2 separate regions of the Homo sapiens genome follow, and region 2 is linked to region 1. Evidence: read pairs that join two places in POLR2A ChIA-PET (ENCODE). Cell type or tissue: Panc1. All regions are shown on one strand.

What was found. Peaks named below come from ENCODE experiments on the same cell type or tissue, not always from the same donor. Only the 100,000 strongest peaks of a DNase experiment are listed, where the experiment ranks them.
Region 2: POLR2A ChIA-PET joins it to region 1 with 11 read pairs; 2 of 35 experiments call an interaction of 5 or more read pairs at or near these places.

Annotation. Positions count from the first base shown.
Region 1 is chr16:14,429,825-14,432,324 of GRCh38, forward strand. No RefSeq gene overlaps it. Among named protein-coding and RNA genes, the nearest start is that of LINC03107, 2.4 kb to the left of the region's middle. In Panc1, no CTCF peak of the experiment used is centred here; no DNase peak of the experiment used is centred here.
Region 2 is chr16:14,598,796-14,601,295 of GRCh38, forward strand. It overlaps PARN (poly(A)-specific ribonuclease), which reads right to left. Exons shown (of 24, transcript NM_002582.4): 12 at 1,109-1,165. Among named protein-coding and RNA genes, the nearest start is that of PARN, 30 kb to the right of the region's middle. In Panc1, no CTCF peak of the experiment used is centred here; a DNase peak (open chromatin) is centred at 1,496.

The DNA of each region.
Region 1 (2,500 bases):
AAAAACAACAAAACAAAACCACACACACACTCGGGCTGGGCGCGGTGGCTCACGCCTGTAATCCCACTACTTTGGGAGGCCAAGGTGGGTGGATCACTTGAGGGCGGGAGTTCGAGACCAGCCTGGCCAACACAGCCAAACCGCGTCTTTACTAAAAAGTACAAAAATTAGCTGGGCATGGTGGCGGACACCTGTAATCCCAGCTACTTGGGAGGTTGAGGCAGGAGAATTGCTTGGACCCAGGAAGTGGAGGTTGCAGTGAGCTGAGATCATGCCACTGCACTCCAGCCTAGGCAACAGAGTGAGACTGCATCTCAAAAAACAAAACAAAACAAAAATTAGCTGGGTGTAGTGGCATGTGACTGTAACTCCAGCTACTTGGGAGGGTGAAGTGGGAAGATCACTTGAGCACGGGAGGTGGAGGCTGCAGTGAGCTGAGACTGTGCCACTACACTCCAGCCTGGGTGAACCACGGATGTAATGTTTCCACACATATAATGTATAATGATTACATAAGGGTAATTAGCATATCCATCACCTCGTTACATTACATATGTAATTACAATATAACTCTGTCTCAAAATAAATAAATAAATAAATAAATAAATAACACACATTCACGAATGTAAACTAGTATAGCCGCTATGGAGAACAGCATGGAGGCTCCTCAAAACACTACAAATAGCACATCATATGATCCAGGCCAGTCGTGGTAGCTCACGCCTGTAATCCCAGCACTTCTGGAGGCAGGCTGAGGCGGGCAGATCACTTGAGCCCAGGAGTTTGAGACCAGCCTGGGCAACAATGGTGAAACCCCACCTCTACAAAAACAAAACACAAAAAACTAGCCAGGTGTGGTGGCATATGCCTGTGGTCCCATCTACTCAGGAAGCTGAGGTTGGAAGGTTGCTTTAGCCTTGGAGGTCAAGGCTGCAGTGAACTTAGATCATGCCACTGCACTCCAGCCTGGGCAACAAAGCGAGACCCTGTCTCAAAAAACAAACAAACAAAAAATTACTATTACTATTGGCTAGGGGCAGTGGTTCACTCCTGTAATCCCAGCACTCTGGGAGGTTGAGGCAGGCAGATCACTTGAGCCCAGCAGTTCGAGACCAGCCCGGTCAACATGGCGAAACCCTGTCTCTACTAAAAATACAAAAAAATAGCTGGGCATGGTGATGCATGCCTGAAATCCCAGCTACTCAAGAGGCTGAGGCAGGAGAATTGCTTGAACCCGGGAGCTAGAGGTTGCAGTGAGCTAAGATTGGGGCACGGCACGCCAGCCTGGGTGACACAGCAAAACTCTGTCCAAAAAAAAAAAAAGAAACATTACTATGTACTCTATGAGCATGTACAATTATTATTTGTCAATGAAAATAAATAAAATGAAACACACACACCCCCTCAAGATCCATGCTTATAATTAGGTAAACAGAATTTTGACCAAATCACCACAACAATTAAACAAAAAGGTCTTCTCCACAGATGGTTCTGGAATAACTAGACATCCATATGGAATGAAGGAATCTCAACTCTAGTCTCGTACCATCCATAAAAAGTTAATTCAAGATGGATCATAGATTTAAACATAAATGCTAATACTAGAAAGCTCGAAGGAAACACGGATGAATATAACTTGGGGGTTTCTTAGGCAGGACATAGAAAAAGTCTATAAAACAGACTTCATCCTAATTAAAAACTTCTGCCCAGTAAAAGATACTGTTAAGAAAATAAGCAAGCCCGCTGGGCGCGGTGGCTCAAGCCTGTAATCCCAGCACTTTGGGAGGCCAAGGCGGGTGGATCACGAGGTCAGGAGATCAAGACCATCCTGGCTAACACAGTGAAACCCTGTCTCTACTAAAAATACAAAAAATTAGCCAGGCGTGATGGCGGGTGCCTGTAGTCCCAGCTATTCATGAGGCTGAGGCAGGAGAATGGCATGAACCCAGGAGGGAGAGCTTGCAGTGAGCCAAGAGCGCGTCACTGCACTCCAGCTTGGGGCGACAGTGCGACACTCTGTCTAAAAAAAGAAAAAAAGAAAGAAAATAAGCAAGCCATACATTGGGACTAAATATTTGCAAAACAACTATCCGACAGAGGACTGATGTCCAAAGTATGTAATGAACTGCTACGACTTTTTTTTTTTTGAGACAGTCTTGCTCTGTCACCTAGGCTGGAGTGCAGTGGCGTGATCTCAGCTCACTGCAACCTCCGCCTCCCAGGTTCAAGTGATTTTCCTGCCTCAGCCTCCCAAGTAGCTGGGATTACAGGCACAGGTGCCTGCCACCATGCCCAGCTAATTTTTGTATTTTTAGTAGAAACAGGGTTTCACCGTGTTGCCCAGGCTAGTCTCGAACTCCTGACCTCAAGTGATCCTCCCACCTCAGCCTCCCAAAGTGCTGGGATTACAGGCATGACCCACCATGCCTGGCCAACTTCTACAACTTAATGAAGAGACAAACAATCTGATGAAATATGGGCAAGATAATTGAACAGCTAA
Region 2 (2,500 bases), 170 kb after region 1:
CCTGCAGCTGGCAGTGAGACAGCATGAAACCTTGAGAGGGTTTCTATGGCCTTAAAGCTTCCCTGATGCAAAGTTCAGCATCTAAGGTATAAGATGATTCCTTCTCCCAGGCCAACTGCTCAAATAAGAGAATGTCCTAGACTACAGGCAATTCAGCATCCAAGCAAGCTGTCTAGAACAACCAGCAGCATGACCTAGTTTACCTATGTAAAATGCGGATGCCTGTTTTCTTTCTCCTCTTCTTTTTTTTTTTTTTTTTTTTTTTTGGAGACAGGGTCTGTCTGTCACCCAGGCTGGGGTGCAATGGCGTGATCACAGCTCACTGCAGCCTTGACTTCCCGAGCTCCAGCGATCCTCCCACCTCAGCCTCCCAAGTAGCTGGAACCACAGGCATATACCACCACACCTGGCTAATTTTTGTATTTTTGGTAGAGATGGGGTTTCCCCATATTTCCCAGGCTGGTCTCGAACTCCTGAGCTCAAGCAATCCATCCTTATCGGCCTCCCGAAGTGCTGGGATTACAGACATGAGCCACTATGCCCGGCCGCCTGTTTTCAGAAAGGCCTCACAAAGCAAGGAAAAACACCCATCATATCTATCATAGAGTCCCCTAGCACATTTACACAAATGGCCAATATCTTTTTAAAACATATCAAATATTATTAAGAATAAGATTCAATTACACTTATGTAGCACTAAACAAAGACATCATTATTTTTACCCTCTAGATTCTTCTACTTAGGGAACAAAACACCTTCAGTCAAATATCTGATTGTTTCTCCCCTTATTCCTTACTTTCTTTTTCGACTTCTTACTGGTTTTGAAAATAACTCTTGGTTTCCATGTAGCCATATAAGGACAACATAGTGTAACCCTCCTATGCATTTTTCAAGCAAGGCTCCCTGAAAATTGATTTGAATATAATTTAGCAATTATGCCTCACCAAGTGCATTATAACAACAGTCTATCTTGATGAAGTTCTAACTTCTTAGAATGTTCTAGGTAAACATTCTAAAGGAGATGAAATGATTAATCTGCAATGATAATTAGATACTTCACCTGAAATAGTATGTTCTGCAATCTTGCTAAAAAGTCTGGCTCACTTACCGAATTAGCAATGGCGTGAATGACTCTAGAAAATCCCACAGCATCATTCAGCTCCTCCTAATTAAAAAAATATATACATATGTATTATTGATGTATAAATATTCCTTATGTGAATTAAAAAACTACCCCAAAAAAAAGACACTGAAATTTTGTATCAAGTTAGATAGCTTTAGTTTCCTGTGCTTTGCGCCTATCTTCCCAAACATTTGCATCTAAAATGATCTACGTACATACTTTTCTTCTATTTTAGAAAGTAGAATGAACAAATGGAAAATTATTCATTAGTTACTAAAAGAACAATGCTTAGGGTTTATCCATCACTTCACCGACTTCTTTAAAATTTCCAAGTCTTTCAAGGTGTCTTAAAAACAGTAACTTAAAAAGTTGCCACCTGCAGGCTAAACTCAGTAACACATTCAATTCTGAGGAAACCCATCTGGCAGTTAACTGATCAAATCAAGTATTTTCATAATTCCTGATTTTTTTTCCTCGAAAAATACATTTTTACAAAATTCTCCCACCCACCTTCTTCTCTCCTATATTCTTTCCAGCAGTGTTGAAAGAGGCTCAGTGTCTCTCTTATCTTGAAAACCCTCCCCTCCTCTAAGATCTCTCAGACTACTGCCCCTTCTACTTGTCTCATCAAAGCTAACTTGCTTTCTCCAGTTTAACTCCCAGGTGTTCCCAGCCCTCTGGCTTCATGCTCACTGAAATTGCTCACCTCCTTAAAACTAACCCCAACACTGGCTGGGTGAAGTGGCTCACGCCTGTAATCCGAGCACTTTGGGAGGCAGAGGCAGATGGATCACTTGAGGTCGGGAGTTCGAGACCAGCCTGACCAACATGGTGAAACCCTGTCTCTACTAAAAATAAAAAATTATCCGGACGTGGTGGTGCATGCCTGTAATCCCAGCTATTCCAGAGGCTGAGGCAGGAGAATCGCTTGAACCCGGGAGACGGAGGTTGCATGCTGTAAGCCAAGATCGCACCATTGCACTCCAGCCTGGGCAACAAGAGCGAAACTCCATCTCAAAAAACAAACAAACAAACAAAAAACTAACCCCAAGACTAACAAGTATTTGCAAGGATGTAGAGAAACTGGAACCTGTGTGCCGTTGATGAAAATGTTAAACAGTGCAGCAGCTAAGGAAAACAGTATGGAGGCTCATCCCAAAAAGAATTCCCATATTACCCAGCAATTCCATTTCTGGGTATATACCCCAAAGAATTGAAAGCAGGGACTCAAATAGGTATATGCATACCTAAATTCACAAGAGCATTATTCACAATAGTCAAAAGCAACCCAGGTGTCCACAAACAAATGGATAAACAAAATGTGGTCTAGCCACACAATGGAATATTATTCAGCCTTTAAAAAGGAAGGAAATTCTG